2 separate regions of the Homo sapiens genome follow, and region 1 is linked to region 2. A link is an interaction called in ENCODE POLR2A ChIA-PET data of the cell type or tissue named here. Cell type or tissue: PC-3. All regions are shown on one strand. Each heading gives the region's core, and the rest is flanking DNA. Links, peaks and the distances in the headings are about the cores only. Region 1 overlaps PFKFB2 (6-phosphofructo-2-kinase/fructose-2,6-biphosphatase 2). Region 2 overlaps CD55 (CD55 molecule (Cromer blood group)).

Region 1 (16,978 bases), core at 7,870-15,869, 270 kb before region 2:
CTGTATTGGAAGCTCACTATTTAAAAGAGGGCTGTGAATAATTATTTTTTCAGTAAAAAATGTTTTCTTCTCTTATTTGACAATATTGTAACCCAGATTTGGGGATCTAGGATGCACCTCTTACAGGGAGGTACACTAATGTTACTAGGGTGCTTGATCCAAAAGAGAGCTGGGGCTGGGGGGCAGGATCGATAATTGTGGGAGTCTCTGACTACACGATGCCATGTGTCAGTCCTTCTAGCTTTGCTTTTTTCTCCATGGTAGGAATCTCTTCTACCTGCTTTCCTAACTCTTCTGTAGTTCCTTTGCCTTGAGGGCTTTCAAGTCAGGGAAGCAGTAATCCCTGGTTTCTTTCCTGTCTTCTAGACTCTAATTCCTGCTCTGGGCTCTAATCTCTTTTTTTCCATACTCTAGTTTCTCTAAATGCCTTTTTCTTCTCTAAGAAGAAGAAGGTGTCCTAAAGCCACTGTGATTTATTTACCCTATTCTCTCCTCACGTCACAGTCGGGCTGTGAGACTGTTGCAGACATAGTCAAAGGAGAAAATAAAGTTATGAGTATATGTGTTAACTTACTTCCTTTTCCTCTGCTATAGAGCTGTACTTTGGAGCTGGTTCACCTGGCAGCTTAGTGTTCACATCAGCGGCTGCTTTATTAATAGCTTAACCGTTGTTCCCTTGCTGCTCATTACACCTGTGTTGGCTAACTTTGACTCCGGGAAGTGACTGGGCTTGAGGATTTCAGGGCTGAAGAATGACTTTAGGGAGCCAAAACCTCCGAAGGAGCATTACTGGGACTTCAACTGCTCCAGGGATGGGGCGAAGAGGGGCTACTGGCCGAGGTGCCTTTACGGTGCTCAGAGGACTGGTTTCAGGGCTTATGAAAGCAGAAATGGAGGGCCGGGTGTGGTGGCTCACGCCTGTAATCCCAGCACTTTGGGAGGCCGAGGAGGGTGGATCATGAGGTCAGGAGATCAAGACCATCCTGGCTAACATGGTGAAACCCCGTCTCTACTAAAAATACAAAAAAACTACAAAAAAAAAAAAAAAAAAAAAAAAAACTAGCCGGGCATGGTGGCGGGCGCCTGTAGTCCCAGCTACTCGGGAAGCTGAGGCAGGAGAATGGCTTGAACCCGGGAGGCGGAGCTTGCAGTGAGCCGAGATCGCGCCACTGCACTACAGCCTGGGTGACAAAGTGAGACTCCATCTCAGGGGGAAAAAAAAAAAGCAGAAATGGAGAAATCTACATGCTTTTTTTTTTTCTTTTTAATTTTTTTTTTTGAGTAGTTCTGGAACAGACAAATTCTTCCATGTACCTTTCCCTAAATACAAAAGCAATGTATGTTCATAAAAAATTCAAACTACAGAAAGGATTTAGAAAGCGAAAAGTAAAAGACTCCTGTTTCTTCCAAATTTGATTCTTTTAGACATCTTATTCTGGTATATCCTATTAATAAAGGTAGGTTCATATTGTTCATATTCTGTTCAGCTGCCATTTCCTTTTTTATTTTTTTAAATAAGTTACTGTCTTGTGGACATCCTTTTAATGTTGATAAATGCAGATTTACCTCATTCTGCATTGTATGGATATGCCAGCTTTCCACGGATAGGTATTTAAATTGTTTCCAGTTTTTCATCATCACAAAGAGTGCTGCAGTGACCATTCTTACACGTACACCTTTGCACATTTGTGACAGCAACTTTTCCTACAGAAATAATAGAAAAGATAGACACATTGGAAATGTTCATCAGTATTACTAATTTGCTCTCCTAAGAAGTTCTATATTGTAAGCTGTTTTCAATATTTTAAGATATTTGATGGAAATTGGGCAGCATCAACTATAGCCATAGTGGTTAACTGAAACATCAGCTTTCTTAGTGTTTGACCGTAGTTATACGAACTTGGTTATTTCATGCCTGTCAACTGGCAGGAGATAATCAGCAGTTCTGACTTCTGATGAATAAAGATAAAATGTCACTAATGAAACATGCTTTATGGGCAGCATATTTCTAAATATTAGGCCTCTTTAGAGCCAATAAAAGAAGACGTCCTGGGTCCTGAAAAGGCTGGGAACCATTGCTCTCCTAGACCATCCTTCAGGATTAGAATGGAGAGCAAGTTGTGTTTACCGTGAGGGAACCTTTGTCAAGTGCTGACATGAGGCACAGGAGCTGGCAGCTGGGACTGAATGGGCAGTCATGAGATCAGGAGACTGGTCAGAACCCTGACCTTGACTGTCTATTGTGGGACCATGGGCAAAGCTCTTAATTTCTCCAGGCTTGAGTTTTTCCATTTACACGAGGGAAGTTATCAAGTCCTCATTTTTTTTGTAAATCTTTTTTTTAAAATACATTTATTTATTTATTTTGAGACCGGGTTATGAGACTGGCTAATTTTTATATTTTTAGTAGAGATAGTGTTTCACCATGTTGCCAAGGCTGGTCTCAAACTCCTGGGTTCAGGCGATCCACCCAACTTGGCCTCCCAAAGTGAGGATTACAGGCATAAGCCACTGCGCCCAGCCTCAAGTCTTCATTTTATCTAAGCAAGTTTATGAAAGGAAAATGAGTTTAAGTTTAAGAAAAGGAGTTGAACCTGGCTTAAAGAAGGTGGAAGAGAATTTCAGGATTGAAACAGTTTTCCATTGTCTATCAAGAGATGGGTTACATTGTCTCTGAAATTAATCAGGTGGCAGTGGCAGGTGGTTTTGTTTTTTAACAGGCAGGACAGAATGTTCCTACTTTTGCCAGTGTGGTAATTTGAGATAGGAAGTGTGGTTTAGTTTTGTACTCCAGAAAATGAGAAGCCCTGGTTGTAGCAGGTGTGCTTAAGTGTATTCTGGACAGAGGCGAGAGGTGCGTTGCTGGAGGGCTCTTGGGAGGTCCCAGTGGATGCAGTTTTTTGTTGTTGTTGTTCTTAGCATTCTCTGTCCACATGGGTAAACAAGAGCAGCTGGTTCCCTGGTTGCCTTCAGAGCAGCTCCCAAGTATCAGTTCATTTTAAACTTTAGGGAGGGTAATAGGACCTTCGGGGGAAGTGCCTAATGGGCTGGAAGGTGCGGACAAAGCAGGCCTAGAAGTGCAGGTAATGAGCCAAATCATGGGGGATTGAGAGCAGGCATTGAGCCGAGCTGGAGAAAGTGAAGACTCAGGGGATTTTACTACTTAAACCTGAGACAGCTGATCCCATGCAGAGGCTATCTGCTTGTTAGGGGCCAGTGATCAGGGATTAATGCCAGCTGAGGCTTCAGGGTACAGTTTGCTTGCCTTTAAGCTCCCTATTTGAACACAGATGAAAATCACTTATGTTGCTCCTTTACCTACCTTGGAGGGGCTCCTGCTGAGACTCAGGAATTTTCCATGTGTGCAGTGGGTAAAGGACTAAAAGCCAAGCCCTCTGACCCCAGGTCTGGGCCTCCATTTCTCCCTCCTCACCACTAGGGTCACTCTGAGTACTTCTTGCCAAACACCCTTAGGAAACTTTTCCTTCCGAGGGTGGTTCTCTACCTGGGCCCCTCCTCCCACTTCTCCATTGAGATCTTTCTACATTTATTTCTCAAAAAATGAAAGTCATATTTCCCATCCAAGTACCTCCATTTTACAGAACTGTTTCTTAATCTTACAAGGTCCCTTAGTACCAGGCAGAGGGGCAGCCGCAACTTGCAGGGCACCTTCTGGGAAGCAGTGGTGGGAAGTGGGAGGTGAAGGTGTTTCTTCCTTTTTCCCCCATCCTGTGCAGGGCCTTCCCTCATTGGAGCCGGCAGAGCCTGAGCTATCCCAGATGACCTCAGTGTGGTTTTTGGCCCCGGGACAGTGGCTGGCAGCAGTTCAGGTCCTTCTCCCACCTCTCCTCTGCAGCAAGATGGGCCGGGAGGAGCCAGCCCCTGTGAGCAAAGTGATGAGGAACCTCTTTTTATGGAGAAAAGCTGCAAGGAAGCACAAGATCTGTGTTCTAGTGCCAGCTGTACCCTTGACTCATTATGTGTCCCTAGACAAGTCACCTGTCCCCTGAACATGTAGTTTGCCCTGCCTGTCCAGTGAGACTTATCTCTGCAAATGAGCATTCCTGAAGTAAGTTAATTTACTAAGGAAGGGTAGACTGAGGACTGTTAATGCTTCTCAATTGTCTTGCTTTTACGTGGGCCATGGTGGCAGATTGGCCCTGATGCCCTTTGTGGGCTGGCTCTACCCTGAAGCTTCCTGAGGTCTATTCAGAATGTGTATCAAGTAAGCTTTGCCAACTCAATCTCACTATGGTTTAGAAATTCTGGCTTAAAGAGGAGCTCATGACCTGAGTGAAAAGGCCAAAACAGCTTGAGGCAGGGCTTTTTGCAGTGGGCAAGCTAATTCTTGCCCATGGTTCTGAAGGGATGAGTGGGATCCTGGAGACAGAAACTCTGTTGGACCTATTATAGGAGCCAGCTCAGTTCTGCACTGGTAGAATCTCCAAGCATTAGACCTTCCTTCACAGCTCTGTCATTTTTATATTTCTAGGCATTCTTATGTTAAGGATGATGTCATTGTTACTTTTCTTTCTTTCTTTCTTTTTTTGAGACGAAGTCTTGCTCTGTCGCCCAGGCTGGAGTGCAGTGACGGGATCATGGCTCACTGCAACCTTGAACTCCTGAGCTCAAGCAATCCTCCTGAGTAGCTGGGACTATAGGTGCACACTCCCACATCTGGCTAAGTTAAATATATATATCTATATATCTATATATCTATATATATCTATATCTTAAATATTATATATTTAAGATATATATAAATATCTTAAATATATATATTTTATATATATCTTTATATATATCTTTATATATCTTTATATATATCTTTATATATATCTATATATCTTTATATATATCTTTATATATATCTTTATATATATTTATATATATCTTTATATATATATATATATATATATATATATATATATATTTTAAGAGACAAGGGTCTCTCTATGTTGCCCAGGCTTATCTTGAACTCCTGGCCTCAAGTGATCCTCCCACCTCATTCTCCCAAATTGATGGGATTACAGGCATGAGCTGTCATGTCTGGCTGCAGCATGGTTATTTTCTTTCTTAGCCTTGCTACTTTTTTCCTCTTTCCACCTTGGGTACTGCAGTGAAGACCTCAGACATGTGGGAAAGACGTATCTTGGTTTGGGCATTTTCTGGAAGCCTGCATAACCTTTTAACTCTATTTCAGGAGGCCTGCCTGATATCTCCTTATTTGTCTTCCCAGACTTGCTGAACCTTTGCTCCACAGGTTTATGAAGATAAAATGAGATTATGACTATGAAGTTCGTAGCTCAGTGTATAAACCTTACTAGACCCCAGCGGGGCTGGGCGCCTCACGCCTGTAATCCCAGCACTTTGGGAGGCTGAGGTGGGTGGATCATGAGGTCAAGAAATTGAGACCATCCTGGCCAACATGGTGAAACCCCATCTCTACTGAAAATACAAAAATTAGCTGGGCATGGTGGAGGGCGCCTGTAGTCCCAGGTATTCGGAAGGCTGAGGCGGGAGAATCACTTGAACCTGGGAGGCGGAGGTTGCAATGAGCTGAGATCACGCCACTGTACTCCAGCCTGGTGACAGAGTGAGACTCCGTCTCAAAAAAACAAACACCAAAAAACCTTACTAGGACTCTAGTCATTTCGTTTTATTTTGTTTCATTTCCTTCTAGCATGGGCCTCCTACATGACCAACTCCCCGACTCTGATCGTTATGATTGGTTTGCCAGCCCGGGGTAAAACCTACGTGTCCAAGAAACTAACACGCTACCTCAACTGGATTGGAGTCCCCACCAAAGGTAAGTGTGGCTCATTCCCTAGGAAAGACAATTATTAGTTCCTGGGCCTCACAGGTCTCTGGGAGACTTATTCTTCCTGGCATCAATGCTATAGGGTGCTTTTGGCAGAAATAGCAGTTGCTTTCTGGTTTACTGGAGTTATTCTCTATTCCCAGACTTGTCTCCTCCTGGCGTGGGTGGATTGGCCTAGTTTTGAGGGAATGCCTTTGATAGGACTGTTAAGATTTAGATGAGCATAGGGCTGTACCTTTTCAGAAGCCTTACATGGACATCATCTTATATAACCCTAGCAGTGTCTCTGTGAAATAGACAGAGTGGCTGAGGAAATTGAAACCTCAGACAGCTTAAGACTTGTCCAAGGTCTAGAAAGTCAGGGCTTGAACCCAACTCTTTTGACTCTTAATCTGATATTGTTCCCAACCTACCATGCTGCCGCTTTTTTCATCCCCTTGGTCACTCCGACATTAGGCCAAGAAACAAGTCCCATTTGGTGGGGCCATCATATTATTTTGCTGCTGAAGGATTTGGGTGTCTTCTACAGTGTTTAATCTTGGGGTGTATCGGCGTGAAGCAGTCAAGTCCTATAAGTCCTACGACTTCTTTCGGCATGACAATGAGGAGGCCATGAAGATCCGCAAGTGAGTCTTGTTTAAGGCCTGATCTCCAGGTCAGCTCTTTCTTGGCCGTCATGAGACTTGGTGTGACAGGGCTTGGTTTCATCTCAGTAAATATCTTAAGGGGAAGTTAAATGGAAGTTATCTGATGGGCAAGTGACCTTGGGCTTGGGTGGTCAGAAGAACAGGGCTCAGGGTGATTGATACCTGTGTGCTTGTAGGAGAAGTCTAAAGAGGGCTAAGATCTGTGCATTGGGGCAGGGGCAGGAAGGGGTTATAGGATGGTGTGAAAACCCTCAGTGAGAAAGTTGAAAGATCTAGTTAGAGAAAGGTTTTGAACAGTGGGAAACTAAGTGGGCAGGGATGTGACTTCTGTAGCCACCCGAATGTTTGTGTCTCTGACTGTTTGAGCTTAGCTCTCCTTGCTGGTTTCATTTGCTCTTATGGCAGACAGTGTGCTCTGGTGGCGCTGGAAGATGTTAAGGCGTATCTCACTGAGGAGAATGGTCAGATTGCGGTAAGCTTTATCTGCTGCTTCTTCTTTCTGGTCCCCACCCTTGCAGCAGCCTGGCTACCCAGCCCCACCTTGAGTCTGCCCTGGTGGGGTTCTGTTTCTCTGTTCCTGCTCATTTACCTTGTGTACTTTCTTCACAGGTGTTTGATGCCACCAATACAACCCGGGAGAGGAGGGACATGATTTTGAACTTTGCTGAACAGAATTCCTTCAAGGTAGGATCTGACTCCATGTTGGAGGAAAAGGGATGAGTAGAGGTGGGGAGTCAGGCTACAGGCATGGATCTCTCACTCTAGTGGGTGAGGACAGGATGGGATATCTGAATCTCTTCTCTCAGAGCATTCCCCCAGTCCTTGAGTGTTTTCATTCAGGTCCTTTCTCAGACTGTTAGCCTGTATGTTTGAGGCCCAGGGGCTGTGGTAAGAGCTATGAGGAGGACTTGAGGGCCACTTTCATGAAGAAAATCCTGGGAGATGTGGTGGCTGGGTGGGGTAGATGAGCATGTGCTCTTAATTAACAGCCTGGCATTTTTGACTTGCTTATCACTGCCTTCTCTCCATGGCCAGGTATTCTTTGTGGAATCCGTCTGTGATGATCCTGATGTCATTGCTGCCAATATTCTGGTTGGTGACACCCCTACATATCATCTCCTCTTCACCTTTTGTGCTGTGTGTGTTGTGGGGTGTGTGTGTGTGTGTGTGTGTGTGTGTTGTTGGGGAGGGGTGTTTTCGTAATGAAAGAGAGAAATAGACATGTTTAACATCACAAAGAGATCTTTTCTATCTGCCAGAGCCCCATCTGGTACTTCTACACTCTTCTCTTGGGAGAGGAAACTGAGGCTTTAAGGAATCAAGTAAGAATTAGCTGTTGAATTGAAACCAGGGTTTAGGTTGTAGGATTCTTGGCCCTGTGCTCTAGGTATTATCTGGATGTTGAGACCTAGATGTTGGAATAGATCAGCCGGGCACGGTGGCTCATGCTTGTAGGCTCAGCACTTTGGGAGGCCGAGGCAAGTGGATTGCTTGAACCCAGAAGGATCACCTTAGCCTGGGAGGTTGAGGCCACAGTGAGCCGTGATTGTGCCACTGCAGTCCAGTCTTGGTGACAGAGTGAGAACATGTCCAGGGAGGTTGAGGCTGCAGTGAGCCATGATTGTGCCACTGCAGTCCAGTCTTGGTAACAGAGTGAGAACATGTCTCAAAAAAGAAAAAAAAAAAAGAATAGATCAGACTCTTCGTTTCAGGACTTACCTACAGGAAGGTTATCTCCCCAGCAATTGTCCAAAGTTCTCGTCAGTGTTCTATACATTGAGCTCCTTATTCCCTGTGGGGTCACAATGTAAGCCAGTCCCCATTGGATGGGTTGTGCTCTGCTGGACCGAGTAGATATCTGAACATGGTCTTATGCAGGTGCTCTCCCAGCCGTAGGAACTTGGGATCATCTGAGGAAGAGCCATCTGGTCCCAAGTCAGGCACTGGGGTCATGCACCCTATTCTGAGTGGTAATAGGGAAACATTGGAGCCTGTTCTGTTTTCTCAGGAAAGTACATAAAGGGATTGGGGCCCAGGAGCAGCTTTGGCTGCGTGACTGCCTCTGTCCTTCAGCCAAGTGCAGGCACATGACTCCCCAGTTGTCTTAACTTTTTTGGTTGCCAGGGTCACAGGACGGGGCGGGGCGGGGCGGGGGGTACTCAATGAGTGGAGTGCCAATGTTCCAGTGAAAGGCGACATTTATGGACTTCTTTTTCTTTTTTTTAGCAGTGGCTATTTGTAGGAGGACTGTTACGGGCAGACCTCTGATGAGGCCTTTACTGGTTCCTATGATTTCAGGAGGTTAAGGTATCAAGCCCTGACTATCCTGAAAGGAACAGAGAGAACGTGATGGAGGACTTCCTGAAGAGAATTGAATGCTACAAAGTTACCTACCGACCTCTTGACCCAGACAACTATGACAAGTAAGGTTTAAGGCCATGGTTTGAAGGGCCCAAGGCAAAGGTCTCATCTGGGAAAATAACCTTTCTCCCTGAGTTCTCTAACTTCCTTCTGATAATCTAGATCTACAGTGTTAACATCATCCCAGAGAAATAAGGTATGGATTTGTGGCTTTTATGTGGATTGCATCTTGTACATGAAAAATTGAAGTGGTTGGTTTTGTTTTGTTTTGAGACAGGGTCTCACTCTGTCACCCAGGCTGGAGTGCAGTGGCAAAATCAGGGCCCACTGCAACTGCTGCCCCCGGGGCTCAGGTGATCCTCCCACCTCAGCCTCCTGAGTAGCTGGGACCACAGGTGTGCGCCACCATGCCCGGCTATTTTTTTTTTTTTTTAGTAAAGATAGAGTTTCCCCATGTTGGCCAGGCTGGTCTTGAACTCCTGAGCTCAAGTAATCCACCCGCCTCGGCCTCCCAAAGTGCTGGGATTACAGGTATGAGTCACTGCGCCTGGCTGGAAGTGTTTTTTATCATCAATTTTTTCTCTCCAGTCTCTAGAGCATGATTTCCTCAATCTCAGTATTATTGGCACTTTGAACTGGGTAATTCTTTGTTGTAGGACCTGTCCTGTGCATTGTAGGATGTTCAGCAGCTTCCCTGGGCTTTGCCCACTAGATGCCAGTAACACCTCCAACCTGTGACAACCAAAATGTCTCCAGACATGTCAGAGGTTCCCCGGGGGGCACAGTTATCCCTGGTTGAGAATCACTGCTCCATATCTGAATGGGGGTGTTGTAGGATACCCTTTGGAGATGTGTCATCAGTTTTTAAAGTTTATATATATTATATGATATTTTACATATATTAATGCTTGTGTGTATATCATGCATATTATAGCATAACATATATATTACATATTGCATATTTTTATATCTATCTCTCTCTATATATAACATGCAAAGCCCTCAAGAACATGCCTGACTCAGAGAAATGTCTGATCAATGCCAGCTGTTGTTACTATGGAAGCATTTGTTGGCAGTATGGTGTAGACTATAGATTAACTTGTCATGTGTGAGGTATATGAGCCATAACAAAACCAAGTCTATGTTGAAGAAAGATGGTGTACACATGGAAATCTGCAAGAATGTGGCCTCATGAAAGAGCATGCATTCAGGGCAGTTAACAGCTCTATTCACATAATACAGACCTGCAGCCAAGCAAATGGCACATTTAATGTGCATGGCACACTTAATACAGTGGTCTGTTTAATGTTTTGAGCCTTTCAGTTCCTTCAAGTGGGTTTCCCAGAATCCCCTTAATTCAGAGGCTGAAAACCACCTCTAGATATGGCATAAAAGTATTCTTCAGTTGGAACAAAGTCCCACCTAGAAAAACATACAGAAGATCTACATATATATACATGTGTATGTTTGTATATGTTATCTCTGGTAGTAGGGTGATGCGTGATTTGCATCCTTCCATCATTTTTTCTGATTTTTTGATTTAAAATAAGCACTTATGACTTTTTTTTTGAGATGGAGTCTCTCGCTCTTGTTGCCCAGGCTGGAGTGCAGTGGCACGATCTCGGCTCACTGCAACCTCCCCCTTCCTGGGTTCAAGCAATTCTCCTGCCTCAGCCTCCTGAGTAGCTGGGATTACAGGCACCCGCCACCACGCCCGGCTAATTTTTTTATTTTTAGTAGAGATGGGGATTCACCATGTTGGCCAGGCTGTTCTCAAACTCCTGATCTCCTGATCTACCCACCTTGGCCTCCCAAAGTGCTAGGATTACAGGCATGAGCTACCGCATCCAGCCACACTTATGACTTTTATAAAGAGAACAATCTCATGTTGGCCTCAAAGCAAGCAATGTCTGAAAGTGTCTTTGAGAGAAGCATGATTAGGTAGATGCAGGGAGTATATAGACATTTCTGTCTGTGCTTCTGCTGCCTCTTCCCTTCCCCTCGTTGCTCGTCGTGCCATATTCTGGCCAGGTCTTAACTGCCTCAAAAGGGGCCTATTCTTCTCACCAAATTTTGGGCTTAGCAAAATCTTCAGGTCACCTAGTCTAGCCCCTGATGGGAAGGCTGAATTCTGTTTATCCTATTTATCTACATTACTTGTCACACTACAGGCACTGAGGAAATGGTACAAACTTACTAGAAGTTCAGGAAATTGTACTTCATCTTGGTTTTAAGGAGTAATTAATCTCCTACCATTTGGTTCCATAAACGTGGGTGTGACAGAGGAGGGGAGGAAGAGCAGCTGTGAGCCTGCAAGTCCCTGTAGAAATCCTTTTCCCTCTGATTCTTATTCTCAGATCTTCTTACCTAGGGAATTTTTTTTTTCCTTTCCTGTCCCAGGGATCTTTCTTTCATCAAGGTGATAAACGTGGGCCAGCGATTTTTAGTCAACAGAGTCCAGGACTACATCCAGAGCAAGATAGTCTACTACCTCATGAATATCCACGTCCAGCCTCGCACCATTTACCTTTGCCGGCATGGAGAAAGCGAGTTCAATCTCTTGGGGAAGATTGGGGGTGACTCTGGCCTCTCGGTGCGGGGAAAGCAGGTGAGTAATTATTCAGCACACTGGATTTTCTAGGCTTAGAGTTAGAAGGGCATGACTGAGGTCATATATTTTATCTCCTTACTTAAATCCCATTTGGACGTAGGCTGTGGTTTCATAGTCAGGCAAGTGCTCAAGGTGTGTTCTTGCTCACTGCGTCTAGCTCTGTGTTAAAGAGTAGATAACTTTGACCCATTTCTGCTGTGATCATTCAACCATCAGATATTCATTGGGCACAACTTGTGTACTTAGCAATGTACAGGGTGCTCCAGTTAAAGTTCATTTCCTTTTGGGTTTATATTAACTATGTAGCACCTTATGGATTTTGACCATGGTTATGCACGTTGTCCCTTACAGACCAAGTTAGCAGGCTTTGTGTATGTGTGTGTTGAGTGTGTGTGTGTGTGTGTGTGTCTGTGTGTTTTCTTTTTACCCTTAATTTTCATTTTTAAACCCCAGTTTGCCCAAGCTCTAAGGAAATTTCTGGAGGAACAGGAAATAACAGACCTCAAAGTGTGGACAAGCCAGTTGAAGAGGACCATACAGACTGCTGAATCTCTCGGGGTGCCCTATGAGCAGTGGAAGATTCTGAATGAGATTGATGCTGTGAGTAGGAAGCTCTGAAGGCCCAGAAAAGCCAACAAGAGTTCAGGCAGGAACTCTCAGAAGTCACTATTTAGACAGTTTTATCTAGGAAACTACAACCAACAAGTAAAAACTCTGAGGAAGCTGACTCTATGGCCAGCCCGGGGGATCAGGGAGGACAATTGTACCCCTAATCAGGGGTTTCCTGCCTGATTCAGTACCTGTGCCAATCATGGGACCCAAACCAATTTTTGAGCCAGCCTTTCTGGCACCTGGGGAAAGTAGGGCTAACAAGGACTCATTTTGTTCCTTTGTATATTTGCCTCCTGGGAAAAATAAATAGCTAACAACCCACTTCTTTGCTTTCTGCTTAGATCATTTGGTCAGCTATTCAGGAAAAGTTTTTCCCAAAATTTCTCTTGGCTTTCTCTCTTCTTGAGTACAAAAGTAGACATTTCTTTCTTTTTTTTTTTTTGTGACACGGAGTCTCGCTCTGTGGCCCAGGCTGGAGTGCAGTGGCGTGATCCTGGCTCACTGCAACCTCTGCCTCCTGGGTTCAAGCAATTCTCTCCCTCAGCCTCCCGAGTAGCTGGGATTATAGGCACCTGCCACCACGCCTGGCTAATTTTTGTAGTTTTAGGGGAGATGGGGTTTCACCATCTTGGCCAGGCTGGTCTTGAACTCCTGACCTTGTGATCCACCCGCCTTGGCCACCCAAAGTGTTGGGATTACAGGCATGAGCCACCGTGCCCGGCCGACATTTCTTTTTCTTTCCTTCCTTCTACCCTTTTATTTTTCATGCAAGGTCTCCAGTCCCTTCAGTTTCCCTCCTTCTCTGCTTCCTGTTCCTTTTAGCCTCTTGACTTTCTTGACCTGTAAGTTCCCCCCAGTAGTAGGAGAATGTGGTAGCTTGAGCTAGAGAAGTTGCCTCTTTCCGGCAGTGGTCCTCACCCGGTGAGTCACAGACACTCTGTGACACTCTGGTCACAGGCAGCTGCAATACATGAAAGGACCCAGCACAGTGCCTGGCACGTACTAAGAAACTAGCATTCTTCAATGTCATCTTCCTTATTTGGGATGGGGCTGGTGTGGTACAGTCTATCTCTTCAAGCCAGCTTCAAGTGGCTTTTTGCAGGGTGTGTGTGAAGAGATGACCTATGCAGAGATTGAGAAACGGTACCCAGAAGAGTTTGCACTTCGAGATCAAGAGAAGTATCTGTATCGATATCCTGGTGGGGAGGTAAGACGCCCCTGTCATGTAAAGTGACTGCCTAGACCCTTGCTGAGTGTTTAACTTTAATTTGGGGGAAGGATTGAATGTGATTTGGAGGGTCTAGGCATCATTTATCTTCCTTCCCTTGGGTCATTTTGGTTTCATTCAGCTTAGACAATCGAATGCCTCATTAATTGTTAAGATTCCCAGGGATAAGGGTGACAAGGCATCCTCTGTTCAGTATGTTTTAGAATCAACACAATCATTTTTACTTCTTTTTTTCCTTGTACTCTCTCAATCCCACCCCCACATAAGTAAGTGGAGTCACCAAGTAAATATATGGGATAGGAATTATTTCCCTGTCATCTTGAGTGTTTTAGGCTATTTCCTTGTCTAAGTGGCTTCCATACTCTAGGGATGTGTGAGGCAAAAGTAAATAAAACTGAATGGCAGAGGTACAGGAAACCCCTAGGAGTCTCTTGTCTCACTGCCTGTATTAATCTGTGGGAAGAAAAAACACACACACACAGGTTGAACTCACACTTCCTCTTCTTAACCTGTAGTTTTCTTGGTCTAAATATTGCTTTTGAAAGATCTGAGTTTTCTCAAGAGATACCAGGGCTGGGGGCAGTTAGCAGGTGATGTAAACTCACTGAGCCTCCAGGAGGAAAGCCAGCTGAGGAAGAAGAAGTGGCCCTTAGTCTCCAAGGTCCAGCCACTGACTTGGCTGCCAGCTTGCACCTGGGCTCCTGCCAGCCTGCCCCATTTCCCTCCACAGTCATACCAGGACCTGGTGCAGCGGCTGGAGCCTGTCATCATGGAGCTGGAACGTCAGGGCAATGTCCTCGTCATCTCCCACCAGGCTGTCATGCGCTGCCTCCTGGCCTACTTCTTGGATAAGGGCGCAGGTGCCTTTGAGGGAGGGGCTGGGAGACACATCCAGTGGGAGAGGGCTGGACTTGCAGTGGCACCAGGATTCCTGGGAAACAGACCTCCCTGTCTCCACTCAAATTAGAGTACTTTCTCCAGACAGCAGTGTGGGGCTCCCAGCAGCCACTGAGTCAATGACTTGCTGAGTTCACTCTGCTGCTACGAAAGCTTCCAATGGAGAGTGGCTGCTGCTGGTGCTCCTTGATCCTGCCTGGCTCAAGGGCCAGTGTCATGCTGACACTCCTGGCAGCATCAGGACAGTGGTTGAATATTCCCAGCCTGCCACGCTGCCTACTAGGAGGGTGGTATCTTAGGAGCAGCAGTTGTTTCTGGGTAAGGGCAGTAAGAAGGTGCCGTTGCCTTCTTCCATACTTCGCTTCCCGATCTTCGGGAGCTCCTGGGAAGCCTGCATTGTGGATGCTGAGCTCAGCATCCTGAGCTGCTTGGAAGCTGTTGTGGTCAGACCTTATTGGCCTTTGCTGTACCCAGGTGACCCCCTTCCATTGGGCTCTCTGGCTACAATACTTCCTGTTTTTGCCTGCGTGGAAGGATCTAAGATGGCCTTATTTCCTTCCTTAGCCACTCAGAAGGTTGGGTGGCTTTGTGGTCTGGGGTTTAAGGGAGGAGTTGTACAACTCTAAGAGGTGGTCAAAGTAAGGGAAACTCATTATGAGCTCTGTAGATTCTTTCTTCCACTAACTTGACCTTACTCCATAATACTAAGAGACTTCCCTCGCCTGGTCTTTCTGTTTTCAGATGAGCTACCATACTTGAGATGCCCTCTCCATACCATCTTCAAACTTACTCCTGTGGCCTATGGTAACTATGCACATAGGGGCTGGCAGGAGCTGGGAATTGAGGAAGGTCAGAATTTTCTCTGAAGTTTGTCTAGAGTTCAGCTTCATTATCCCTATATACCAGGGAAGCTCCATCAGTGCCTTCTGTTTTGAAAGGGATGTATGCATGACTGTGTGTATTGCAGAATGCGTACATTCCTTTGTGGTATACTTTCCCATAACTAAGGAATTTTCCATTGAACCTTTTTCTTTAAGTCCTCTCTTTCCTCTGTTTTCTCAGGGTGCAAAGTGGAAACAATTAAACTTAACGTGGAGGCTGTGAACACGCACCGTGACAAGCCAACTGTAAGTATTTTCCCACGATGAACACACCAGTTTCCCTGCCACCTTGAGTCTCTGAAGCTTTGACATCAAGAGACTGGGGTTTCTTTTATGTACAAAAGGGAAACAGATTCAGAACTTACGTCCAAATGTAGTTTGCTACGTCTGAAACTGATGTTGGAATTATTTTTTTTTTAAATTAGTACCCCTTTCATGAGTCTTAACCTTGAATGTTGGCTCCTGGAAATCCAATTAAATATGGAAAGTGTTTGGCTGAAGTGAAATGCAAATTACTACCCCCCTCCAACCCCAAGTGTCCCTTTAGAAAGCAGAGTCCAGAGGAGCCTATAAGGTGGGGGTCAAGAGGTGTAGGTTTGTTCCTAGGTCTGTCACTGGTAATCTGTGTGGTCTTCAATAAGCCCCTTCCTTTCTTTGGGTCTTTTTCCTGCTTTGGAATGTTATGCTCAAGGAGCTTCTCCCTTTTAGCCCCCTGATGCTAGGAGGCCAGGCCATGGGCCATGCCCTGTGAGGGACCCTGTGTGCAGAGGAGCAGGAGTGAGGGAAGCTGTTGTGGTTACAAGCGCATTATTAACCTGTATGAGTGAGCTTTTGGCTTGGCTTTCATTTGTGTGGTGTCACTCCATTTCCAATCAGAACAACTTCCCCAAGAACCAAACCCCTGTAAGGATGAGAAGGAACAGCTTTACGCCTCTGTCCAGTTCGAATACAATAAGGCGTCCAAGAAATTACAGTGTTGGGAGCCGGCCCCTCAAGCCCCTCAGCCCTCTCCGTGCCCAGGACATGCAAGAAGGGGCCGACTAGCCGAAGACCCAAGTCAGCATTCCGGTGGTGTAACTGTGTGTTTCCCTCCAGCCCTGGCCTCCTGCCCTTGTCACTAATCACCAAGGAGTCATTAACTTCCTCCCTCTATGCCCACCCCTGACACTTCACCATTAATCTTAACACAGAACATGAGGTTATGTGTTTATAGGACAACTTAAGCTGTTCTTCAGTTTGAAACATCTTTTCACCCAGGGGCAAGTTAGCAAATTGAGTCTTTTAGGACAGATTCTCAGATGGGATGATCTGGAGGAGGAGGAAAAAGATACACTCCCTTGGGGCTGAGCATGCCCCACACTCTTGGATCTTCTCTCTGTTCCCTGGTGTCTTCACTAATGTCCTCATGTTGGTGAAGTGTTGGGGGATGGAGGGCGGGTGAGCAGTCGGGGGACAAAAAGTCTATTTTTCCTTCACTTTTGTCTCTTCAATGTGTGTTTTCCTCACACTCCTTACTTGACTGCTTTCTTCCCCCACTTTCATGTCCCCTCTGGATTGTCCAGTGTAATGCATGGCATTGTGGTGTCTGTCTAGGAAGGAAGGGGTGATTGACAAGAGACAAGTCTGGCCCAGTTAATGCTTTCTGCAGTGGGTCTAAATGGATCTGGACTGGAGGAGTCTTTCCTTTCCTTTCTCCCTTCCTCTCCAGCCAGGTCCTGTAAGGGCCAGCCCAGACTACAGGACATCCACAGAATATTCTGGAGCTTGCAAGTAGACATAGGGTGAGAGTTCTTGCCTCCTTTCATGAGAAACAGTTCTAAGTCTTCGATGCCCTGGGAGAATCTGGCTCTGAGCATGTGGGAAATGTCTTGGTTTTTATTTTTAATTTAGAGTCAGGCCTGGGTCTTTTGAGGTCTGCAG
Region 2 (8,000 bases), core at 1-8,000:
TCTGTTGACTTCACTGAATTAACATTCAATTCTTTTCTGCCTCCAGAATTTCTATTATTATCCATTCTCCTTCATCCTTCTAGACGTTTTTCTTTCAATGTCTTTTTATACCCAGAAGGTACTCTCAGAATCCTTCGAACTGCTTTTTAAATATATTTTAAAAGAAATATTTAGAAGATCAGTGAAGCTGGACTAAACATTGCCTAGTATCAATAGGTGGCGTTTAAGTAGTGGTGAATACCAACATGACTCAAGCATTTGAGTATTTACTTTTATAATTATAATTGAAATTTTATTAGTATGAATTTTAAAAATTCCTTATTAAAATAGATTTTTATTATAAGTGTTATACATAGACATAATGACATAATATTAAAGCCAGGGAGATGAGTACAAAATGGGAAGTGAAAGTCTCTTCTCTATCACTAGTCCTACTCGGAGAGGTAACAATTTTTTACAAATTCTTTTGTTTTATTCTAGAATATAAATAAACATACAAATATTTTTTATTTATTATATCAATGGTGTGGGTATTCATTTATCTAACCAGTCCTCTATTGATGACAATTTAGGTTTTTTGTTCTAGTTTGATTTTTTTTATGAACTATTATTACAAATGATGCTATAATATTCTTGTACATCTGTCACTGCACATATATGCAAGTACATTTGTACAATAAATTCCTTGTAGTATAATTATTTATAACAAAGGTATGTGAATTACATTTTTCATGCCCATTAGTAGCACTGCTTTTTAAAAGACTGTACCAATTTAGTCTCCCACTGATACAACATCATTGTGGTGTTTGCACCTTTAATGATAATGATTGTTAGGGAGATTTGACAATGTAAATGGTAAAAATTTGTATTATTTGAATTCATTTAATTATGAAGTTTAGTGTGTGTGCTTTTTTAATTTGGCCATTTGATCCAGTTCATATTTATTTTTCCAAGTTTTATTAAATGATCAGTTATTTAGAGCTTAAAAAACCATATGGAAGTACCCAAGTAGGTCATGGCAGGCTGATGCTTCCATTAAAACGACTATAAAATCTCAATAGATTACCAAAAAATTATATTTTTTAAGGCATAAGATACAGCTGTGGAAGCAACAAGGTCTGAATGAACTAAAATTCCTGGGGGCAGGTGGTGAAGGCAACCCATCCTGATGTAAGGCAGTTTTCCCTAGGGACCTTTGCTGATTCTGAACCTGGACTAAGGATTCACCTTGACCCAGACAAAAGACCACTTCTAGGAAAGAGAAACCAGCAAAGCTTTAATGGTTATGGAGGGATAGGGTAATACACTGGAAATTGAGGCCCTCAAATGCAGAACCAATTTTTCCTAAAGGCCATTTGCAAATTTTGGGGCTGCATGTGAGGCTGGGAAGGTTGACCCAGAGCTTCTAAAGTACAAAATGAAATCTCTCAGAACCTGATGGTATTTGGATAGCATATACCCACCAGAGGAACAGGCTTTTATCTAGCATACCACAGGTCTCCCCTTTAGCACATCTGTGCTCATTTTGAAACTGTATAGGGAAGGACATTAGGTGGCTGGGAGAACTCTGAAGGACAGACCTGGATCTCCTGCCACCTTCCAAAGGTGAAACAACAAAAATCCGCCAGGCTTTCAGTCAGAAGCCCGGAAGGGCCACTCCCAAGGAACAGAGGCAAGAGCAGAAGTAGATGGAGTCTTACTGAAACTGAAACCCAGCTCAATTCCTAATAGGTTGAAGATATGATTACCTCAATGCAGTCTGCTTATCAGAAAGGCATATCATATCATCCGGATGGTTTATATACAATGTTTGGCATACAACAAAAGACTGTTAGATATGGAAGGAAGCAAGAAAATGTGACCAAATCAAGAGAAAACAAAACCAAATAAAGAATATCCAGATAATTGAGTTAGCAAATGAGAACCTTAAAATAACTGATTAACAAGTTTAAGATGATAAAAGAAAAGAGAACTTCAGTTGGAATCTGCAAAAATGGTGTAAAATGAATATTCTACAACTGGAAAATATCTGAAATTAAGAACACAATAGATAGGTTTAGCTATTCAGGCAGAGCAGGAAACAGTATTAGGAACTGAAAGATCGGTTAAAAATACCCAAACTGATGCACAAAGAGAAAAAGGAATGTGAAATATAGATAAAAGTTTGAGACATTTGAGACATGTTAAACTGTGCTAACACATTAGGAAAAAGAGAAAGTGAGACAAAAAGGAAGAGGGGAAGGAGGAGGAGGAGAAGAGAAATAGGAGCAGAAGAAATATTTAAAATGATACTTACTCAGAATTTTCCAAAACTGATAAAGTACATTAGCCAACAGATTCAAGAAGCTCTCTGACTCTAAGCTGAATAAAAATAAAACCACTTTAGCAAAAAATCTAACTCTAAGCTGAACAAAAATAAAACCACTCGTAGCAAAAACAAACAACAAAAACTTCAAAGAAGCAACAGTATAACTGATTACTGCTCAGCAAAAAATGATGCAAACCAAAAGACAATAAGAAGAAATCTTTAAAATACTGTAAGAAAATTACTGTTCACCTAGAATTTTATACCCAGTTAATATATCCTTCAAAACTGAATGCAAAATAGAGATGTATTCAGACAAAAACCAAGAAAACTTTGCACTAGCAGACCAAACATGCACAGAATGAGAAACTAAAGGAAATTCTTCAAGTAGAATGAAAATAATGCCAGGTAAAACATGAAAATACAAAAGGAAATGAACAGTGACAAGGATAAATGAATACTGAGTTTACAAACAGTGAATGTAATGTCCTGTGGGGTCTGAATTATACATAGAATACAAATGCACAATAACAATGCGAAAGGCAGAAAGAGGTAAATTCATTTAAAGGTTACACAGTTCTAGCAGTACTGAAAAGGTGGTAAAAGTGATAGTTTGCATAATTGACTTATAGTCTAATAAATATTGTGATCTCTAGGGTTGCTACAAATGAATGACAGAAGAATACATAAATCACAAGCTAATAAAAGAATAATAATGGATATTTAATCCAAAAGAGAACGAGAGAGAGAGAAGCAGAAAGGAACACAGAATAGATGGGAGAAATAGAAAACTAATAAGGTTGTTGATATAAACCCAAGTATGTCAGTAATTATGTTAAGTGCAATTTGACCAAGATTGTCAGACTTAAAAAGATTTTAAAAAGAACCTAGTTCTTTACTATTTACAAGAGACACAGTTTAATTACAAGAACACAGAATAGTTGAAAGTAAAGGATGGAAAAATATACCATGCAAATATTAACCCTTCAAAATAAGCTGACACAGTTACATTAATATCAATGTATATTTTAAGATGAAACAGTTCATAATGATAAGGAGGCCAACTCAACAGTAATATATCATAATCTGGAATCTATATGTACTTGATAAAATAGCTTCAATCTATATGTAGCAAAAATGGACAGAAAAAATAGACAAATACACACTCATAGTTAGAAAATTCCACACCTATCTCAATAGCTAATAGGACAAGCAACCAAAAATCAGTGAGACTAAAGATCTGAGCAACAATTAAACATATATACATATGAGACCATTGAATCTATTAGGACCGATGACAGGTATGTTTTTTCAAGTGCGCATGGGCTATTTACCAAAATTGACCCTTTGCTGGGCTCTAAGCTACAATACATTGCAAAAGATTGAAGTTATTCAGAGCATACCTTCTAGCCACAGTGGAATTAAACTAGATGTCAGTAACGAAAAGATAACTAAAAAATTAACTTCTAGGAAATTTAAACTCTAAGGTAGTATATACATTCTCTGGATCAAAACTGAGAACTAACTTGATAGAACAAAGAATAATTTAGAATAGTTTTTATATAGGAGGGTCTTAGAATGAAAAGTTCATAAAAAAACTTTACTTATCTTAATAATGATTATCATTGTTTGAGTGCCTGCTAAATGCTGTTACCTGCTAGGCGTTTTACTCAATTTATCCCTTATAGCAGCCTGTGAGATAGGTTAGGAGGCAGAAAAAAATGACCGATACCATCTGAGTTCCTAGGGCATCCCGTGTGTGATGGGGCTGGCAACAGTCATCCTGGATGATGTAATCTCTTGCTTCAGGGACAGACACTGTGAAATAGCTTACTCAATTATTTCCCTTAATCCTTCCTCAATAATAATTACTCAATCTGTTCTGCTTTTATCCTCATTTTACAGATGAGGAAACTATAGCTTAGAAGGGTTAGGGACTTGCTAGAGCTCACTAATACGTGGTGAAATCAGGCTTCGGCACTACCCAATACTGCCTCAACAGGGGACTTTGTATAAGTGACCCAATGGCAGTTGGGCTCTGAAGACTGAAAAAGTTGCTCTGCTGTTAGATTTATGCTTTTCAGAATATGTTCTTAATGAAAGTTTCACCTGACTTGTTATCTAGTCTGAAATCTAAAGAGGAACTGGTGTATGGAAAGTTGGTAACCAGCACAAGAGAATTAAAAGGAGTTATTTTTACTCAGACTCGAGTATCACTTTAAACAAGACGTGAAACAAAACAAATTCTCAGGCTCATTAAGGTTAAGTGATAGAAAAGGCTGTGACTGTCTCTGTTGGCTTAGTTGTTCTAGAACAACATCCTGTTGTTCTTTAGTATTAGCACAAAAGATAATTTGGGAGACAAAATAGAGATGTGCCACAGAATAAGATCACTAGTGACTCTTTGATTTGTTTATTTCACAAGAAGCAGCTTAAGCACCTCAGTATACTTTGGTATAAGTCTTCTTTAGTTACCCATAGGTATAATTTATATCAAAGCAAACGCAACTTAGAACTTCAGCTCCTTGAGAAATACTCAATAAGAGTTGGTTTCCTGAAAGTCATACCTAGGTGTTTGTGGGGAGAGAGAAAGGATAGCCACAGAGCAAGCAATGGCTAAGAATGTTAATGTGGCCAGCAATATTTAGCTAACTTGTTTCTCAACCTTTTCTTTCACAGGAAAATCTCTAACTTCCAAGGTCCCACCAACAGTTCAGAAACCTACCACAGTAAATGTTCCAACTACAGAAGTCTCACCAACTTCTCAGAAAACCACCACAAAAACCACCACACCAAATGCTCAAGGTACAGAGACTCCATCAGTTCTTCAAAAACACACCACAGAAAATGTTTCAGCTACAAGAACCCCACCAACTCCTCAGAAACCCACCACAGTAAATGTCCCAGCTACAATAGTCACACCAACACCTTAGAAACCCACCACAATAAATGTTCCAGCTACAGGAGTCTCATCAACACCTCAAAGACACACCATAGTAAATGTTTCAGCTACAGGAACCCTACCAACTCTTCAGAAACCCACCAGAGCAAATGATTCAGCCACCAAATCCCCAGCAGCAGCTCAGACATCTTTCATATCAAAAACCCTATCTACAAAGACCCCTTCTGCAGCTCAGAATCCCATGATGACAAATGCTTCTGCTACACAGGCCACACTAACAGCCCAAAAATTCACCACAGCAAAAGTTGCATTTACGCAGAGTCCTTCAGCAGCACGTAAGTCCACTAATGTACATTCCCCAGTGACTAATGGTCTCAAGAGTACACAAAGATTCCCTTCTGCTCATATTACAGCAACACGGAGTACACCTGTTTCCAGGACAACCAAGCATTTTCATGAAACAACCCCAAATAAAGGAAGTGGAACCACTTCAGGTCAGTTGACACTGTTCAGGTTTACTGAGTATGGATCTAATGTGCTATGGTGGAAATATGAACTTGACCAAGATTGCAGGATTAAATGGTCTCTAATTTATTGTAGCCAGGGTTTTTCATACTAATACTTTTTACTTTATTTGGAAGCGGACTTGGATTGTACTAGGGCAAATCTTTAAAAAAAGAAACATTTACAATAATAGAGAAAAAGACTGTGGCCCCATTAAAAAAATGCTAAATTAAGATTGGTAAAAAAAAAAAAATTCTGTTTCCTGTAGTAGTTTTAGGGAGTCAACGAATTATTCAAGACCCCTTCAAAGAACCAAATATGTACTGTCTTTAAGGCTGAGTCCTGGGTCTGGTTCATTGATAGAGATCCATCCCTCAAAGTATGCTAAGGAATCTTCCCGGATTCCCTAGAGTTGCAGATCTGCTAAAGCATCTCAATAGTGTCGTCTAAGTAATTGAAAATACAGAGATCCTTTCAAATAGTTCGTATTATTACAAGGCTCTATAAACGATAGGTTCTCAGTGGCACCAAGTAATTGTGTTTTATCTATAGTTTTACCCATTATGACCGTATTTTCAAAATGATTTTATATATTTCATAATTGTTACCTTGAAGCCTATTTTGCCAGCACCTGGATATTTTTAAGAATTTAAACATTATGGATGTTATCGTTAAAGTTCCCTTAAAACATTTCCCCAGCCCATTTTTCTCCCTCTAAGGCAATTACTGCCCTGAAACTGATGTGCTTACTTCCTGTCTGTTTTCATTCTTATACTCCATGTTTCCATAAGTAGTACATAATAATGTTTCATATTTTTAAAATAATTTACAGAAACTGTGTATGTTTCATTACCTCTTAGCACTCAGCATTGGTTTTGTGGCTTACATTGATTAATTTAGATTTACTATACTAATTTTAATTCTTTATGTGGTTTTTTTACTTCTTTACAATTTTATGACTTCTCTTGGTCTAAAATTTCTAGGTTGAACACGTCCAGTTTTTAATAGGGCAAGGCAAAGAGAAATAAGCATCACTTATAAATTTGTTATAGAACTAACTTTATTGACATATTTCCTTCTGTAAAAAGTATAAGATAATTTAAGACATTTAAACTGAACCTGATGAGTCAATTATAATATATCAATATTTGGGATCAAATTTTACTCTTAGGTACAATTAATTTACTCTTTCAGGGCACAATATAAAAAAATTGTAGCCACCACTTACTGAGTATATACTATAGTGATATGTTCCGTTCACCTTCTGTTTGATGCCACTCGTCTGTACCACAACCTTGCAAAGTATCTTCAGATTGATTTTATAGATGAGGAATTAGAGGCTTAGAGATTAATTCATCCAGTTCATATCCAGTGCACAGTTTAATCCTGCACTTTTTCTGCTGAGTAATATTGCTTGTTCTAAATGGCACTCTTGAGTCAATGTGTTCACCTCGCTTAGGAGAGCAGCTTATTTATTGTTATAAATATGCTTATCTGAAAGTAAATTTATTTTTGCAATGCCCCATCCGTAGTCATTGAAAGATATAAATAATAAGGTGATATGGCATTTTTGAGTTTTGATATAGTCTGCTAAAAGGGACTTAGTCGTCTTATAGTTTCTTGTTAGTAGGATTGGATCAGCAATTATTTACTGTTTAAGTTTTCAAACATGTTTCTTGCCCTCAAGTCCTATAACCAAATTTAAATGGCATTTGTTTTGGTAATCAATAACTCTTTATCATAATTTATATTTACAGTGTTGATTCTGTTGAACAGGTATAGACAGTAATGTTTACATTCTACTTGATTAAGTTAATGTGTAATTGTTTTTATAAATTTATAATTATTTCATTTGTGGAAATTTGAGTTGCTTTCGAGTTTTCTAGTGTAGTTTATTGATAGTATATGAAATTGCTAGCAAATCAATGACTTTAACAAATTTTTGTTGTTAATCCTTTTTTTCCCCTTCGTCTGTAGGTACTACCCGTCTTCTATCTGGTAAGTTTGGCTCTCAGGCCATTAAAAGAAATTGTTTTCACTGTGGGATATACAATCCATATTCCTGGGAGATAATATTGTCTTCTTGTTTTTAAAAAAATGTATCCTGCAATTTATTTTTAAACTTTTTAGTATGGAAAACTTTAAACGTCACTCAAATAGGGAAAATAGTACAGTGAATCCTCATATACTCGCTCGGATTCAGCAATTTTCAACTCATGGATACCCACTTCACCCACACTCCCTGGATTATTTGGAAGATAATCCCAGACATCGTATCATTTCCTTCAT

The links. ChIA-PET counts read pairs that join two places held together with the same protein. Peaks named below come from ENCODE experiments on the same cell type or tissue, not always from the same donor. Only the 100,000 strongest peaks of a DNase experiment are listed, where the experiment ranks them.
Region 1: POLR2A ChIA-PET joins it to region 2 with 6 read pairs; 17 of 35 experiments call an interaction of 5 or more read pairs at or near these places.

The regions. Positions count from the first base shown.
Region 1 is chr1:207,056,270-207,073,247 of GRCh38, forward strand. PFKFB2 (6-phosphofructo-2-kinase/fructose-2,6-biphosphatase 2) reads left to right here. Exons shown (of 15, transcript NM_006212.2): 3 at 5,684-5,809; 4 at 6,351-6,447; 5 at 6,874-6,940; 6 at 7,078-7,152; 7 at 7,504-7,560; 8 at 8,767-8,891; 9 at 11,230-11,437; 10 at 11,894-12,040; 11 at 13,155-13,259; 12 at 14,011-14,140; 13 at 14,919-14,981; 14 at 15,240-15,304; 15 at 15,935-16,978. The coding sequence ends at 16,102. Among named protein-coding and RNA genes, the nearest start is that of PFKFB2, 11 kb to the left of the region's middle. RefSeq lists a silencer at 11,255-11,486. In PC-3, for the core only: no CTCF peak of the experiment used is centred there; no DNase peak of the experiment used is centred there.
Region 2 is chr1:207,331,709-207,339,708 of GRCh38, forward strand. CD55 (CD55 molecule (Cromer blood group)) reads left to right here. Exons shown (of 10, transcript NM_000574.5): 7 at 4,985-5,110; 8 at 5,621-5,701; 9 at 7,689-7,709. Among named protein-coding and RNA genes, the nearest start is that of CD55, 14 kb to the left of the region's middle. RefSeq lists enhancers at 3,994-4,173, 4,184-4,233, 4,284-4,353, 4,744-4,803, 4,844-4,923. In PC-3, for the core only: a CTCF peak has its summit at 4,326; a DNase peak (open chromatin) is centred at 5,593; H3K27ac peaks cover 2,223 bases.